2 separate regions of the Homo sapiens genome follow, and region 2 is linked to region 1. Evidence: chromatin loops called from intact Hi-C (ENCODE). Cell type or tissue: IMR-90. All regions are shown on one strand. Links, peaks and the distances in the headings refer to the core of each region. The heading gives the core; the rest is flanking DNA.

Region 1 (9,356 bases), core at 412-8,411:
TCACATAAAGTAATTCTGCATACCGAGGTAGAGTTGTGTTAAGGAAAAGCACTTGTGATTTAATTGTGAGCTAAACAAGCCATTTTTTTTTCACAGAATATCATTTTTACTTGAAAGTACAAATGTCATTCTCAAAAATGAAAGAAGTGGCCAGGTGTGGTGGCTCATGCCTATAATCCCAGCACCTTGGGAGGCTGAGGCGGGTGGATCACTTGAGGTCAGGAGTTCGAGACCAGCCTGGCCAACAGGGTGAAACCCCATCTCTACTAATACAAAAATTAGCCAGGCATGGTGACAGGCGCCCGCAGTCCCGGCTACTCAGGAGGCTGAGGCAGGAGAATCACTTGAACCCGGAAGGCAGAGGTTACAGTGAGCGAAGATGGCACCAGTGCCCTCCAGCCTGGGCAACAGAGTGAGACTCAGTCTCAAAAGATAAATAAATAAAAAGTTTTAAAAAAATGAAGCCTGTCACTTCAAGAAAATAACACTATTTGTTGCAATGATAAAATTCAAGCTTTCAAACTAAAAATCAGGATTTGGAGAAACTTGTACCTTATTATGTGAGTTTAACAGCTTCTCAATACTTAAAGATTTTTTAATACAATTGGTGGTGATACTAACAAAAGTGAGCTTTGCCACTGTCAAGAAATGTGAACCAGGCTGGGTATGGTGGCTCACGCCTGTAATCCTAGCACTTTGGGAGGCTGAGGTGTGCGGATTGCTTGAGCTCAGGAATTCAAGACCAGCCTGGGCAACATGGTGAAACACTGTCTCTACTAAAAATACAAAAAATTAGCTGGTATGGTGGTATGTATTTGTAATCTCAGCTACTTGGGAGGTTGAGACAGGAGAATCGCTTGAACCCGGGAGGCGGAGGTTGCAGTGAGCTGAGACTGCACCACTGCACTCCAGCCTGGGTGATGGAATGAGACTCTGTCTCAAAAAAAAGAAAAAAAAAAGAAAGAAGAGATGTGAACCAATATTTTCCATATAACCAATGCATAATATTAGAAAACCAAGTAAGGGGAAATGATACATATATTGTACAAGACAGATGGGTGAGTACTAATAAAAAATTCATTGATAACACAAAATTCCACTGTAACCATTTTAAGAAACTAGCACTTGTGGAGTGTTGGGTAGTATTAAAGAATACTGGCCGGGTATGGTGGCTCATGCCTGTAATCCCAGCACTTTGGGAGGCTGAGGCGGGTGGATCACCTGAGGTCGGGAGTTCAAGACCAGCCTGGTCAACATGGCAAAACTCCATCTCTACTAAAAATACAAAAATTAGCCAGGCGTGGTGGCATGCGCCTGTAACCCCACCTACTCGGGAGCCCGAGGCAGGAGAATCGCTTGAACTTGGGAAGTGGAGGTTGCAGTGAGCCGAGATCGTGCCACTGCACTCCAGCCTGGGCAACAGACAAGACTCCGTCTCAAAAAAAACCAAATAAAAATAAACTAAAAAATAAAGAATACCCACAACCATCTGAAAGCTTTAAAAATATACCTTTTACCAACTATATATTTGCGTGAGGCTAGGTCATCTTCTTATCACTTCTTCAAAACAAATTACAGCTCACTACCAGGGTGCACTATTAGCCACGTAATACACCTACACATGTACTCACTGTATCTAAAATAAAAGTTGAAATTAAAAAAAAAAACTAATTGCAAAGACAGAGATGAGAATCCAGCTGTTTTCTGTTAAGCTGGACACTAGAGAGTTGTATATATATAAATACATGACACATTTTACTCAACTTCGTTGTTGTAGAAGAGAGTTATTTTTCATGAAAAAATATTATTTATGTTAACAATATGATTCTCAGTCAGGGGTTATATTTTTGTTGTCACAACCTGGGACAGCTGTTAAATATCCTACAATACACAGGACAGTCCCCACAACAAAGACTTATGTAGCTCAAAATATCAACAGTGCCAACGTTGAGAAACTGAAACTAAATATAGGGTTTTTTTTTTTAAATTCTCAACTTCAATTTCTAATGCAATAAATATCAATATAACCAACATAAACAAATACTCTTTGGGATCCTCAGTAATTTAATAATTGAAACCATCTTGGGGACCAGAAAAACCACAAATGATTCAGTTCAATACTGTAATAGCAATCTATAGCTTATGATGTCTATAGTTATGACCTAATACTGAACTTGATATCATGCAAAGTAATTAGCTGGAATAACAAGACAGGTTTTAAAGGAGCTCACCTGTTCTTTATGTGGTAATATATTGCTAAGGTCACACTGTGAAGGGAAAAAAAAATTATTTTTAACAACTGATTTAAACATTTGTTAGGCCTGAAGACATTTTTTAAATGAGGGAAGGGAGGAACCCTCCTAGCGGCCCTGAAATCCTCTAGTTCAGAACAGTACCATATGGGTACTTTCCCCTTGTTTTAGTTCCTTTCAGCAAAAATACACGAACCAAAATGCTAAGTAAGGCCGGGCGCAGTGGCTCACGCCTGTAATCCCAGCACTTTGGGAGGCCGAGGCAGGTGGATCACGAGGTCAGGAGATCGAGACCATCCTGGCTAACACGGTGAAACCCCGTCTCTACTAAAAATACAAAAAATTAGCCGGGCGTGGTAGCAGGCGCCTGTATTCCCAGCTACTCAGGAGGCTGAGGCAAGAGAATGGCGTGAACCCGGGAGGCAGAGCTTGCAGTGAGCCGAGATCGTGCCACTGCACTCCAGCCTGGGCGACAGAGCGAGACTCCGTCTCAAAAAAAAAAAAAAACCCAGTAATATGCTGTTAAAATACATGTTTCTGTGGACTATTATAATATATAAATAATTACATATATCCCCATTTGCTCTTCTGCCCATAGAACCTTTCATTTTATACAAGTTCTACCTATTTGTATACATGCTTAAATTTAAACTATTTGGTTTTTTGGTTATTTTTATTTTTTGCTTTTTAAGCTGTTAGGCTCTGCATTTCAGTTGATTTAATTAACTATCACCTACCCACCCATCTTTCATTATTTCCCCTTAAAGTAAATAAAAGTGTTTTATACCAAATAAAATCATTTATGATCAATTTTGCATCATTAGTAGAAAATTTATTAGTAAATAAGTGCACACAAAACCAATGATAGGTGTAGCTATCCTGAAATAAGCAGTGCTAACAATGCAGCATAAAACTACAAAGTGTAATATTAATGGCAAGTATTTCCACATTGGTTTAAGTAAAATATTAGTGAACAGACACGACTTTTCAGATATATGTTACTGTATTCCTAAATTACCCACAGATGTTGTGTATCAGGAAACAAGGAGTTGTCTTAGGTAAGTTATATGCTTCCATTTGCCCTCAGTCTCTAAACTGAGGCTCAAAATAATTGAGGGAAGGCAAATCTGAATTTTAAGTCCATACAATGTTAGCACTTTTTTAAAAAGTCTGTAACATTAGCATCTAAGATGGATACTTCTATAGTGCTTCAAACATTTTCATGTCCAAATTGATTTTAACATTACAGAATTTGAAGTTATATGCTGAAAAGGACCACGGAACCTTACATGACATTTAATCCAACACCCAGTTTACAGATATGGGAACCAAGGCTTAAAACTGACTTGCCCAAGGTCCCACCAAATAGAAGCAGTTCATCCTCCTACATTCAATTAAGCAGTGGTTCTCAAACTTTCTGCACACTGCAATCACCTGAGGAGCTTTAAAAACTGCCTAACTTCCAACTTGAGACATTCTGATTTAATTGGCATCGGGTATGACTTGGGGCATGAGGAGTGTTTTTTGTTGTCTTTTTGTGTGTTTTGTTTTGTTTTTTTTTTGAGACAGAGTCTTGCTCTGTCGCCCAGGCTGGAGTAAAATGGCACAATCTCGGCTCACTGCAACCTCCGCTTCCCGGATTCAAGCTATTCTGTCTCAGCCTCCCAAGTAGCTGGGATTACAGGTGCACGCCACCACGCTTGGCTAATTTTTTTGTATTTTACTAGAAATGGGGTTTCACCGTGTTGCCCAGGCTGGTCTCAAACTCCTGAGCTCAGGCAATCTACCCGCCTTGGCCTCCCAAAGTGCTAGGATTACAGGTGTCAGTCACCACGCCCAGCCTGAGGGTTGTTTTTAAAGTTCCCCTGGTGATGATTCCAATGTGCTGCAAATTTTGGGAATGACTGAGTTAGGGTTAAGACCAGAATCATCTGGGATGTGCTTGTCTGTGTAATTATGCCTCACATGCCTTCTCCATTTTCCTAAAAGGCTTGTGACTGCCTAGAGATCAAGGGAAGGTGGAGGTGAGATGAATTTGTTTGTGGACATATATTTTGAAAAAAGTTGCGTAAGTGATTCTGATATGGCTCACCCAACCTATGAGAATAACGCACTAGTAAGCCATGATAAACATTTTTCAAAATCTTTCCTAAAAGTCAATTTGCCATACTTGTGAAACCTTTATTTAACCAGTAGTGAAATATACCAAATGATCATTTCTAAAACTTACTGAGAACAAATTAAAACTTACTGTACTTCCAAAAGTAGACATCTAAAAATTAAGACTAAAATGGGGGGAAAAAAGCATGAAATCTATTATACTTGTTTGAGCAAGGTTAATCTTTAAAACTACTTTGAATCTTATAGAAACATCAGAATCTTTTGAATTCAAAAGAAGCCAGGGACTCTAGCCAAAGTGGAGTGGTTTTTTAACTCAAGGATTTAGGACCTTGGCTGAATACAAACATTGAATGATTACTCAGTAGGTGCCAAAGCTCAGGACTTTAGACAGAGTCAGAGTCCAGTTTGTGCTGAAACACAATTTGATTTCAACTATTGTTTTAAGTGAGAGAGGAAAGTGACATTATTATGAGTGTAAATTTGCTGCTTTTAAAGTAGAAGTTACTGACAATTGAATTAACTAAAAAAAAAAGCTAGTACATTAGAAACAAAATTAAGTTTATAAGCTAGTTATGTTTTTAGACTAAAAAGTAAAATTAGGGATAAGGACATTAATATTCTAGTGTAGCACTTCCCAACGGTGTTCTGAAAATCAACGCTCATAATCCAAGGAGATGTTAATAGTTTCCTGACAACCCCAATGGAGTTGTTTGCTGTTGTTGTTGGTTTTTAAATAAACTTGAAAAGTTCATCTTAGGGTGTTCTGAAAGTGCATCTCAGATTGTGCCCAAGAGGTGCTCATGCACGACAGGGAAAATGTAAATGCAGATACACTATGGTGCCAGTAGAGGACAAGCTGTTCCTTCTTCCAAGAGTAGTTTGCAAAGCAGTACACATTGTTTGAGACCTGTAACTCATAACAAACTAACGTTTTTCCAGAAACATCCAATAAAAAGCACCTCTCCTTCTCACATTATGTTCGACACTGTCTTAACATAAATGCATTAAATAAATAGCTACACTTTTCTGGGATTGCTTCTTCACTAACTGGCTTTCCCTTCCACCATGCAGCCTAAGATTAAAACAGGAAATTAAAATTCATATTTAGATCCTTGAAATCAATATATAGTTGACACCGATTTCTTAAACTCATTGCTGAAAAGGACAATCAAATGGCTGAAATTACCGAGGATGGCTAGGATGCTTTTAGCATAAGGGGGTCTGTCACTCAGCCCTTGGCAGCCTAGTTGTACTCACCATTTTACTGTGGTTCTAAGATTAGGCTGGCTGACTGTGCTGTCATCTAGAAATATTGTTGAGCATGAGCTATACTTTTTAGTAAGCTGCCCTGGAGATACCTGAAGGGGAAGGGAAATAGAAGAAAATGTCACAGTAAGTTAAACCTATAAAAGTGTGGTTTTTCCTTGGTTAAAATGTCAAATGATAAAGCATTAAGATATTTCTTACACTCCATGAACTGCCTGAGTGTAGTATCATGTGCAGCTCTATGGGAAACCCAGTGGAGGCTCTCCCACAGACAGTGTTTGAGGAATGGGTTATGAAATGCTGCTCTTGTGGTACCTATAATCAAACCTGGCAAGCATCTGTTATGCATTCCCTGTATAAATTAATGGGAAAAGTTTACAATAAGATTTCAGTGTTTTTTCTTAAGCAATAAAAAGCAGCTGAGATTTTCTATTATTCCTTCACTACAGTAAAATGTAATGCCTTAAATCATATTTGCATAAGAGCATTTTATTGAAGTAAATGAAAGCCTAATACTACATTTACTAAGTTACTAATATTAAACGTATTAGTTCAGGAGACAGTATGAGAAACAAGTGTTTCACAGTCAGAGGCTTCGTCTGCCAGGGCTGCTCCATCACCCTCAGTGAAAGGGCCTGTTTTCTTATGTGGAGAAGAAAAAGTATCACTTTAATATTCCAAACAAAAAAGATGACAAAAACAACTTTAGGAATTTAACTTGCACTTCATATTTAAATAAAACTGCCATTACATTATTCAAATGAGAACCTCAGAGAACACTCTCCATTTCAAAATGTTATTAATTTTATTCTATAAGTTATTTGACAGGCATCATGGCACTTGCCTGACTCACTCATGCTGCTCTGCCTGGAATACCTTGTTCTTCCTCCTTATCCCGATAAGCCTGACCCCATCTGCCTTCTGGGATCCCTTTGCCCGCAGCCACACCAAAAAACATTTCCCTTTTGGTACATTCATCCATCTAATTCACCACTTGTTACATGATACCAACTGCTTGTGGAGTAACCCCTCACAAGAAAGTAAGCTTCTCCAGGGAAGGAAGGACTCTTCCTCCTCATACCTCTGGCTGCTGAGCACAGAATTGGGGACAAATTAAGGAGTTCAACAAGTGTTTGACAAATTATTTAAATCAGTTACAATTTGGAAGGTAAATGCTACTACACACAAATTAGCAGAATTTATCTGCATTTGTATCAAGGAGGTGACTATGAACTTTTTGAGCCCTCTAGAAAATAAACCATCTTTAAAACACTTTAGAAGTATCCATTTATTTGGGAAGAGTGCAACAGTCAAATACTGAAACAGCCTGAACTATGTTAAGAAGGTCAGTAACCAAATCCCAGTCATTGAATAGCTGAAAGTAACAGTAGCATTTTTTTTTAAAACCACAGAATACTAATAATTTTAACACTTAAAAAAAAAACTAATTCAGATGAGCCTTCCTTCTTCCTATTAATATGATAGTTTTTACCATGTTGTCACACTCTCCCATCAGTATCCCACACATATACATGAAAGACAGGGCAGGGAGAAGGTCTAGTCATTGCTTTTAAAAATGCATGCATTAAAAAATCGCCAGTAGCCAATAATCAGAAATATCCATACAGTGTAACAGCATTTTGTTTCAGATGTTTTTACTGCAGTCACTTAATTCTTACTAACAAAAAGTCCCAGATATTCTATTTTTAAAAAGTATTACTATTTGAAGGACCAAATTCTCCTTCAACCTAGAAATGTTTTCAACTATATCTAAACTCATGTTTCTTAAGCTATTATATTTAATGTATATAGTTTACATTAACTGTGTATGTGTGCTAATGTATATACTTTTATTGTCTCAAGAAACACATACAGTATAAAAAATAAAAACTGACTCATTCAAATACATTCATTCAAAGTGGAAGGTGGGGCTGGGCACGGTGGCTCACACCTGTAATTCCAGCACTTTGGAAGGCCAAGGCGGGTGGATCACCTGAGGTCAGGAGTTCGAGACCAGCCAGGCCAACATGGAGAAACCCTATCTCTACTAAAAATACAAAAATTAGCCAAGCGTGGTGGTGGGCTCCCATAATCCCAACTACTCGGGAGGCCGAGGCAAGAGAATCACTTGAACCTGGGAGGCGGAGGTTGTAGTGAGCCAAGATTGCACCACTGCACTCCAGCCTGGGTGACAGAGCGAGACTTGGTCTCAAAAAAAAAAAAAAAAAAAAAGAAGAAACCTCTCTGCTAATCAATATATAGCATGAGACACACCACTAACTTTCAACTATCCAAATTTTTTGTTATCAAGAGTATCACTATATCTCTTGAGACTAGGGGGTGGCAGAATTAAGCTTCTGAGCAAAGCAATTATAGCTGGCAACAGGTAATTCCCCCATCATGTTGCTGGAAAACTCAACAATTTCCTTTATTTTAGGCTAAAGCCTTACCAAAGCTGACTTACAACCTCAACAAACTCTATTGACAAACATAATAATATAAAATATAAATACTTAAAAAAAATCCAAACAACAAAACACTACTGAAAGTTCACAGATGTCATTTCAGGTAGTCACAAAATAGGGACAAAGAATATATCATTCATCTTCATTTAGTCTGCACAAATGACAATCTTTAACAAGAAAGGGAAGGGGTACTGAGTAGACTTAAGGGAGAATAGCAAAGATAGAAAATAATCATACTTAGTAATCTACTGAGTCACAACTGAAACCTTAAAGGTAAAGTACCTGTTGAACTCCTATGCCTATCCACTGACTTTTCCCATTGTGCCTACTGCCTCTAATTTTAACCCATTTAAAATAAGAGGTAAATGCTACTACAGAATCCGTCTCAAAAAAAAAAAAGAATTAATGACTTTTAATTAACTTAAAAATTTCTGACATTTTGTGCATTAATGAAACACCTCCATCTATGTTGCACAGTAATGGGGCAATATAGCAGGATGCAGAGTTTGAATACAATTCCTAAGGCCTTACTAGAAGAGTATAATATGCTTATTATAACTAAAAAATGTCTGGATTAGTATCATTATGTTGAATTTAAACTTAGATTTACACTTTAAATAAAGGTTCTAAATTTGGGTTAAACATGGCAGATTGACCATAAATTTATTTCCTTGCCCTCCTGAAATTTCATTAGAATTAAAGACATAAAATAAAGGTTATACACAGGAGCAGGCAACAGGATTGACAGCAGATAATATTTCCATTTGTTTTATTTTATTTTTGAGACAGAGTTTATAAATTTATTTATTTATTTTTTAAACAGAGTCTTGCTCTGTTGCCCAGGCTGGAGTGCAGTGGTGCAATCTTGGCTCACTGCAGCTTCCACCTCCCAGGTTCAAGCAATTCTCCTGCCTCAGCCTCCCGAGCAGCTGGGATTACAGGTGTGCACCACCACACCCGGCTAATTTTTATATTTTTAGTAGAAACGGAGTTTCAACATGTTGGCAAGGCTGGTCTGGAACTCCTGACCTCAAGTGATCCTCCCGCCTCAGCCTCCCAAAGTGCTGAGATTACAGGCGTGAGCCACCGCACCCGGCCACAGCAGATGACTTTTAATAAATCTTGAAAGATGAAAAAGACAAAGGAGTGGTAACTGATATGGAAGCACAACTTTAGTGCCTACAGAGAGTGACTGGAACAGGATCAAGTTAGTTTGTCTTACAGAACCCAAGGCAGACTTCAAACTCAGAGG
Region 2 (9,356 bases), core at 929-8,928, 250 kb after region 1:
TAAACTTCACATTCTCCAAATGTACTGAATATTAATTTCAGGTTGCAATCATTTGATCATTTTAAACTCATGCTTCTTTCTTAAATGCTACTGTAAACTTATTATCTCCAGATTTTCTATTGATTACTAATTCGAAGTCCTTAAAGAGAATGCCAAACAATTAAAATTCGATGTAACCTGGCAAAAATACCACAAGAATATAAAGTTATTGCAGGGAAAGCAAACCATTTCTTCCTTGAATTCTAGGGCTATATTCATTTGTTTGTTTGGCACCAAGCTGCAGGGGAAATGGAATTATCTAGATTGTCTTCAATAAAGAGGATTCTTACTTTCTGAAAATGTTAAAGCACATAGACTGTTTTAGGACTTGAGTATATTATTCATATTTTATTTCTAAAGAAGAAAAAGTACCAATGAATATTAACAGTGATTGTGTGGAACTTATCTCTTCTCTGAAGAGAGGAGGGTAATTGTGAGGTTTGGGGAGTTTAGGAAGAGAATCACCTCTCCAGGTATGCTTGGCAAGGCTCTTGGATGAGGAAGTGTGGGAGAAGGGAGTACCATGAACTTGATAGATTTGTGGTCAACCTCCTTGACTCTTCTGTGGAGTAGGGGCACAGTTTTGCATATTCATTTTGAGGGTGGCAAGATGACATAATGGTTAAGAGAACAGGCCCTGGAGGCAGACATAGCTGACTTGAAAAGCCAGCTCTATCATTTACTGGTTGCTTGAGCTTGTATAAATAACTTAACTTCGCCACACTTTGGTTCCTTCATCTGTTAAAAAGGGACAGCCCTTTCCTCCTCCAGGGCTGTTGTGAGGACTGAGTGACAGAATGTATGGAAAGCATTTAGCACAGCTCCAGGCACATGATAAACTCAGTAAATGTTTAGTAATGTTATGGTTGTATTAACATTATTCAATAATAGTAAATAAGAATAAATAAATTTATAGAAAATATTTTATTTCCAGCCAAAAGCAAGTTGAGTGCCTATAACGTCTTGGTTTAAAATCCAACGCGATCATTTTTCTTTTGTTTCCTTTTTGAGACAGGTCTTGCTGTGTCACCCAGGCTGGAGTGCAGTGATGCAATCATACTCCATACTCGCTGCTGCTTCAAGCTCCTGGGTTCAAGGATCCTCCCATTTTAGCCTCTCAAGTAGCTAGGACTACAGGCACGTGTCACTTTTCTTAAATTTTTTTTTGTAGAGATGGGAATCTTGCTATGTTGCCCAGGCTAGTCTTGAACTTATGGCATCAAGCAATCCTCCTGCCTTGGCCTCCCAAAGTGTTGGGATTACAAATGTGAGCCACTGTGCCAATCATTTTTCATTGACAAGAAAAATCCTTTTGGTTTTGTAATTTCAAATTCTGGATCACATTTTCCCAGCCAAGGGAAATTTTTAGTAACTTATAGGTGTGGAAGCCTTATTGTAGGCAAACTTGGATTTTAATATTACACTATCATGTTTGAAAATAGAAGAGAATTTTAAGTAGTCTAATAAAAATGATTATTATTATAAAGCTTTGTGGTTAAAAGGACATGAGATTTATCAAATTGTGCAATTTAATATTGCATCGTCTATTGTTTGTCATTCATGCCTCAATAAATCTGTAAAAATGAAAGGACACGAGGCAAAGAAGGACACACATGCTTTGTGAAGTCCTGCTTGGGGTAGGACTTCGCTTCTCCTTTAAGGACAACTGCTAAAATATAGTTTGGTCAATTAATTCACATATTTTGGGTCCTGTCTCTTTGTAATATGCAACATTGGTTTGGGTTAATAACTCAAGAAAGCCTCTGAATATTTCACAGCTGACAGTCCTGATGAAAACTTAACTCATAGCAAAGTTGTTTTTTATTTATGGGCTTCTAGGGGCATCCATGGTGCTCCACAAAGCATGGGAAAGACAAGTTTATGCTCTGGGCCTTCTGTGAGTGCTTAGCATTTAGATAGCAGTGACAGTTACGAGCATGAGTGGCTTTGTGAGTTATTTGGAATGATAGCCTCCTGGTAGGAATGACAGGCAGTCCTCCCTTGGGAAAGATGATTATACTGGGTATGGTCATATGGTCACCAGTCACGGCATTGGGAGTCACTTTTTTAGAAGTAATGATAAGCATTTAAGGGACAGAAGGACTGGGGAGGGTAGCAGGGAAAAATAAAGGCATTCAAAATGAGGAAAGCAGCATGACCCAGGCACAAAGGTGCTGTATCTGGAGTGTTCATGTGACATATTTTGGGGACAGAATTCAACGAGGCTGAGTAGCAGGGTGGACCCAAAAGGTGAAGGATCTGGACAGGCAGACCTTGGCATTCCGACAAATGGAAAACAGAAGGTTTTATATTGAAGGTGTTTGAATAATGATTTTTTTTTGGAATGATTACCATACACAGGTAATTATAGAAGTTCTCCTACATTGACTCAAAGCAACCCTCTGATGTAAACACTATTTTTAGTATCACATGTTATAGATGAGGAAATGGGGCACCGTAAAGTGGCAGAGATAGGATTTGAACCCAGTCTGTTCGGTCCAAGAGCAAATACACTTAATTATTAGGCTGCCTAGTATTCCTTAACACAATAAGTGGTATTTAAGGATGGGTAAATCTGGTGGTGATTCACAGGGTTGATGAGAAGGGAAAAAGTGTGGGGTTGGGAAATCCAGTTAGGAGGCTGTAGCAATAATTATAGGCATTCCAGAAACCATTCGTATCTTTGCTTCCTGCAAATGGAATGGATTTCATCCATTCCCACTATACCTATGCTAAATCCAGTCTCCACCATCTTCTAATTCTTCCCTTGCCCCTCTCCACTCCCTTCACAATGTGCAGTAAGAGGGCATTTGTAGAGAACAAACCTGATTATGTTGCCCCCTTGATTAAACCCTTCGTGTAAGATCCATACTCTTGGGTTACAAGATTTTTCATGAGCTGGTTCTTGCTTTTCTCTCCAGCCCCATGACTAGGCATCAGTGTCCTTGAGACAGAGTCTCACTCTGTTGCTCAGGCTGGAGTGCTCGGCTCACTGCAACCTGCGCCTCCTGAGGTTCAAGCGATTTTCGTGCCTCAACCTCCTGAGTAGCTGGGACTGCAGGTATGCGGCACCATGCCTGGCTAATTTTTGTATTTTTAGTAGAGACGGGGTTTCGCTGTGTTGCCCAGGCTGGTCTTGAACTCCTGGCCTCAAGTGATCTGCCCTTCTTGGCCTCCCAAAGTGCTGGGATTACAAGTGTGAGCCACCATGCCCAGCCTTAGGCACCTGTGTCCTTTCATGCCACTCTGCTGACCAATGATTTTTCTCCTGGCTGCATGTTAGAATACCAGATAGATGCCCAGGTCCCATCTCTGATGTCAGAACTTGGGGACAGGGACGGGGGCAGAGGAAGCTTTGGTAAAGAATCTCCCCAGCAGTTCCTAATAAGCAGCCAGGGATAGCCAATGCTTAATAGACAGGCTGAACCCCATGTTCTGGAGGGAGCTGCTCTCTTCCCTCTCTGGGTCTATACTGTTCTTTCTGCCTAGAGCACATTTTCCCTCATCCTGTTTCACCTGGTTGACTCCTAGGCAGTCTTCGGATCTTATTTATCACTACCTCCCTAGTGCCTAGAAGAGTGCACATGGTAGACTTTCAATAAATATCAGCCAGGATTAGTTAAATGACTGAATAATGCCCCCCCGCAACCCAGGATGTCCACATCCTAATCCCCAGAACCAGTGAATGTGTTACCTAACATGGCAAAAAGGACTTTGCAAATGTGTTCAAGTTAAGGATCTTGAGATGAGCAAATAGCTTGGATTGTCCAGGTGGGACCCATGTAATCACAAGGGTTCTTATCAGAGGGAGGCATTGCACTGGAGGGAGGGAGGAGATTTAAGGCCAGACACAGATATCAGGGAGGGAATGCTGGCCGGGTGCCGTGGCTCATGTCTGTAAGCCCAGCACTTTGGGAGGCTGAGGCAGGAGGATCACTGCAGTCCAGGAGTTCAAGACCAGCCTGGGCAACATGGCGAAACCCCATCTCCACAAAAAAAAAAAATACAAAAAGTACCAGTAGTGGCGCCTGTAGTCCCAGCCTCTCGGGAGGCTGAGATGGGAGTGTTGCTTGAGCCTGGGGGTTGGAGGTTGCAGTGAGTCAAGATTGTGCCACTGCATTCTGGCCTAAGTGACAGAGTGAGACCCTGTCTCAAAAACAAAAAAACAAAGTGAGAGAGGCAATGCTATGCTACTGGCTTTGAAGCTAGAGGAAGGAGTCATGAACCAAAAGAATGTAGGTAATCTCTAGAAACCAGAAAAGCAAGGACACAGATTGTCCTCTAGAGTTTCCAGAGAAAGCACGGCCCTGCCAACAACCTTGATTTTGGCCCAGTGAAGTCCACTTCAGACTTCTGACCTCCAGAGCTGTCAGATAATAAATCTGTAACAATAAATGTTGTTTTAAATAACTAAGTTTCTGTAGGCCATTGAAAACCACCTATGAAAAAATGTAATAAATAACTAAGTTTCTGGTAATTTGCTACAGCACCGATAGGAAACGAATACATGTGCCATATCTGAGAAGCTTTTCTTCATCACCTTTTCCCCCAGGGGCAAGTTAAGGGCCTCTCCTGCTCACTCCCTTACACTCTGATGTTTCTTTTCTGTGCCTCAGTTTTTCCACGTGTAAGACAAGTACTTACTTCACTGGATTCAGATGAGGATTAAATGAGTTAATATCCACGAAGTATTTAAAATAGTCACTTTCCCATAGTAAGTGCCCAATAAATGTTATTGTTATTATTACCCCATCACTGCCCACTTATCACACCATTGTATTTGCCGAATGAAGTAAGTGAGTGGGAATAGAGATTGAGGAGTATGATTAATATTTCCGCCCGTCTCGTGGGCCTGATCCCGGAAGAAAGGGATCTACCTTTCCAGGGCCTCAGCAATCGTTCCTTCTAGAACCTGACTACCAAATATGTTTTCCCCCTTTGTTTTGCCCTTTTGGAGGGTCTGTTTCCTGGGTTTCCTCTTGCACATCCCCCTTGGCTCCCTGCTCTATTGCCTGGAAGCCTGGGACCTCGCCACACTTACTGGCGGCTGCAGCTCCAGGAACCCAGCGTCCAAACCTTGAGTCCCTCTGCTGCTTTCAGAAGGGAATGTAGATCATTTCAAGAAAAAAGGAGAGGGATGAGTCAAAGAAGCGTAGATGGCTTCAAGCTGGCTGACTCAGAGAATGACTAAGAGAAGAAAACTGGAGAGGATGGGAGGACAGTAGCTGGAATGGCTTCCCTTGCTGGCTGTGTGTCCCCGGCACTCTATCCAGCTGCCCCAAGCCTCAGCTTACTGTCCTTCAAGTGCAGCTGATCACAGCACCTGCTTACAAGAGTATCATAAGGGTTAAAGGAAAAGTGACCCTTGAGCACTTAGCACAATGCCCCATCTGCACACAGCACCCTCTAAGTGTCAGCTGGCATTCATTTGAGTAGGAATGATGAGAAAAGGGTATGACCTGTAACAGCAATTTTCCAACTTTTTGGCCTCATAAGGTCTCCTTTATACTCTTAAAATATTATTGAGGACCCCAAAGAGCTCTTGCTTATATGTATATCTAGTAATATTTACCACATAAGAAATTAAAACTGAAACATTAAAAGTATTTATTCTTATAAGAACAATAATAGACCCATTATAGTTAACATGATTTAAAAATAAAACATAGTTAATTCTTCCAAAACAAAAATAATTCTGGTGGCATTGCTTTACATTTTTGCAAATCTCCTCAGTGTCTGGCTTAATAAAAAGATAGCTGGATCCTCATATCTGCATCTCTACTCAGTCTGTTGCAGTATCACATGTCACAAGTCAGATAGCCTCTGGAATACTCCACCGTACACTTGTAAAAGAATGAGAGTTAAAAAGGCAAATGACATCTTGGTATTATTATGAAATAGTTTTGACCTCAGTGACTACCTGTATAGATCTCAGAGGTCCCCAGAACACATTTTGAGAACCACTGACCTATAAGATCTTTTTGCAAAAATGTTTTTGCCGGGCGTGGTGGCTCACGCCTGTAATCCCAGCACTTTGGGAGACCGAGGTGGGCGGATCACAAGGTCAGGAGATCGAGACTATCCTGGCTAACACGGTGAAACCCTATCTCTACTAAAAATACAAAAAATTAGCCGGGCGTGGTGGCGGGCGCCTATAGTCCCAGCTACTCTGGAGGCTGAGGCAGGAGAATGGCGTGAACCCGGGAGGCGGAGCTTGCAGTGAGCCGAGATCGCGCCTCTGCACTCCAGCCTGGGTGACAGAGCAAGACTCCGTCTCAAAAAAAAAAAAAAAAAAAAAAAAAAAGAAAATGTTTTCAATCTGTGTATATAGACCATGATAAAAATGAGATTAAATATTACCTCCATCACATGGGCAAAAATGGAAAAGTTTGACAAAGATGTGAAAAGTGTTTCTGAGATGATGAAACACTGGAGCTCTCAACCTCTGTTAGTAGGAGTATAAATGGTATAAATTGGTTTGATTATTAATTGTTACTAAATTTCTCTTTAGAGTTAAAAATGCTCATATTCTATCATCCACTTATTCTGTTCCTTAGGAGAATTAAGAAACAAATTATGATATAGTTACGTAATTGATGACCACAATTGAAGACTATAATGAGTGGTAATAGTAATAGAATACCAATGAATAGAAACATATAATTCACATAATAGAATGCTGCAACTAAAAATGAATTAACTACAGCCATGTAAACATGAATGCATCTCAAAAACAGTGGTGAGCAAACAGTAAGAGATTCAAGTTCTGTGTACCATTTATTTTATTTTTTAAAAATTATTATTATTATTATTGTTATTCTTGAGACAGAGTTTCACTCTGTCACCCAGGCTGGAGTGCAGTGATATGATCTCGGCTCACCGCAACCTCCTCCTCCCAGGTTCAAGCAATTCTTTTGCTTCAGCCTCCCAAGTAGCTGGGACTACAGGTGTGTACCACCACGCCCGGCTAATTTTTGTATTTTTAGTAGAGACGGGTTTTCACCATGTTGACCAGGCTAGCCTTGAACTCCTGGCCTCAAGTGATCCTCTCACCTCGGCCTCCCAAAGTACTGAGATTATAGGCATGAGCCACTGTGCCTGGCCAGTGTACCATTTATGTAAAGTTTGAAAACATGCAAAGCAAAAATACATGTTGTTAATGAGCACATACATATGTAGTGAAAGTATATAGTCATGCATGGAATGAGAAACACCACATTAAGGACAATGGTTACCCATGAAGAATGAGATAATGAAATCAGGGAGGGGTCTTGGAAGGCCTTAACTATATTTGTAATGTTTTATTTATCTACTTTAAAAATTTGAATTAGAAAAACCTAAAGTGCTGCTTAAGCTGGGCAAAAGAATAAGGCAAGAAAAAAAGTCCAATAAAAATGACACTGACAAAAAAAATTAAAACTCTCTGCATAAAGCCTTTGGACAATGACCCCCAACCCTTTGCTCATGTTGGCTATATGGACAGTGCCTGGTTATGAGGAACTGGGTTTCAATTGTTCATTGGTGATTGATTGCAGGGTGCTTACCATGGATTTTCCCACAGCAGCAGTTAAGCACATTGCCTAAGTGCCTAGACTAGGCCCATCTATCCAGCTCACAGAAACCCATTAACTTTACAACCTGCCTAACCAATGGTAAGAGATCAGCAGGGTTGAGAGGTAGTTGACTGGGAAATTTGTTCTGACTTAGAGAGCCAGGAAGTTCCTCTCTCTGGCAGACCTGGCCTTATCCTTCCTCTACCTTCCTTTCCAGCCACGTATTGGGATAGGAGATTCTCATATTCCTGAACCAATCGAGGTTGGCTGGGGTAGAAACCCTCTCCAATAGGATAGGTCTGGGGTAGGTGAATGGTAGTGGAATTCGGGATCAGGAGATACAGAGATACGGGAGGGGCCAAATCTGCCAGCACAAATCCCTGAGTTGGAATAACTTTTATTTTTTATTTTATTTATTTTTATTTTTTTTTTGAGACAGAGTCTTGCTCTGTCACCCAGGTGATCTCAGCTCACTGCAACGTTCGTCTCCAGGGTTCAAGCATTCCTGTGACTCAGCCTCCTGAGTAGCTAGGATTACAGGCGCATGCCACCATGCCCAGATAATTTTTGTATTTTTTGTAGAGATGGGGTTTCACTATGTTTCCCAGGCTGGTCTTGAACTCCTGACCTCAAGTGATCTGCCTGCCTCAGCCTCCAAAAGTGCTGGGATTATAGGTGTGAACCACCCCACCTGGCCAAGTTGAAATAACTCTTGATTCTCAATCTGCTTTGGAGTCATCCCTCACTGATTTTCTGCTAAGACTTCTTTTACTTCCTCATTTACTGCTACGTGGTTTCTAACCTGACTTACCTCTTCTGTTCCACTGTTGAAAAAGCCACTGTGCCACGGAGCCTCCTGGAGCCTGCCACACAGTAGACACTCAGTTACTGGTGACTCCGTAATTTCCTTCTAGGTGGGGCTGAGGGTTTGGTTGGAAAGAAAGATTTGAAGATGTGTTTATATACATTTTACACAAGATGGAAGCAACATTAGTTGTCCCTCCCTACCAATCTCAACAAGTGTTAGCTCTCCTCCCCCACTTCCATTCTTCTCAGCGTCTGAAGTGAGCACTCAGCTTGGGGATTTGGCAAAGAAGGCAAAGACTAAAAATAAAAAGCAAAAGGAGAGTTAAGAATTTCAAGCATTCTCTAAGAGCCTCCATTAACCGTTGGTTCTGATATTCATTGAAACATAGGTCCAGCTCATTAAAAGTACCTTTGAATTATATTATAAGTTTTTTTTAAAACAATAATAACATATTTAAAAAGACTGCTTATCATTGGGCATTCCTTTTCAGCTCTTGTTACAATGATATATTTCAATAGCTATAGATTATAGGCACATATGCTTTTTATCTTCTTATTCTCTATGCTCCTACCTAGTTGTCATGCTTGTTTTTTAATGCCTGGCTATATTCTGTCAGTGGCTATTAACGGAGTAGAGAACATATGTTCTGGAGTTCTAACTCAGGAAGAGCATCAAGACCTCAGAGGGTTGATTCAATAATTAAAGGTCACAATAGATGTAGCATATTTACAATAGTATGTAGACAGCATAAAGGCTGACTAAATGTTGGCTGTTATCTATAACCATATCAACTCAATTAACTTCATCTTTCTTCTTTACAATGTAAGAGTAACTTTTGGTGGGGAGCGTGCAGGGTGAGGGCAAGAGTAGGGTCTCTGGGATGAGGCACTTGGAGAGGTGCCAGGGTCATTTAGTAATGCTACAGCAGATATTTTTTAAGCACTGCGTGTTTTTTT

Evidence for each region. A loop is a pair of places that touch in the nucleus more often than their neighbours do. Peaks named below come from ENCODE experiments on the same cell type or tissue, not always from the same donor. Only the 100,000 strongest peaks of a DNase experiment are listed, where the experiment ranks them.
Region 2: a loop joins it to region 1, with 7 times the contacts of the local background. A loop is called at or near these places in 4 of 110 quality-filtered maps.

Annotation. Positions count from the first base shown.
Region 1 is chr2:207,730,322-207,739,677 of GRCh38, reverse strand. It overlaps CCNYL1 (cyclin Y like 1), which reads right to left. Exons shown (of 10, transcript NM_001330218.2): 4 at 5,631-5,731; 5 at 2,232-2,267. Among named protein-coding and RNA genes, the nearest start is that of MIR4775, 20 kb to the left of the region's middle. In IMR-90, for the core only: a CTCF peak has its summit at 5,219; a DNase peak (open chromatin) is centred at 5,217.
Region 2 is chr2:207,483,934-207,493,289 of GRCh38, reverse strand. No RefSeq gene overlaps it. Among named protein-coding and RNA genes, the nearest start is that of CREB1, 41 kb to the left of the region's middle. RefSeq lists a silencer at 8,242-8,291 and an enhancer at 8,522-8,591. In IMR-90, for the core only: a CTCF peak has its summit at 5,122; a DNase peak (open chromatin) is centred at 5,179; H3K27ac peaks cover 182 bases.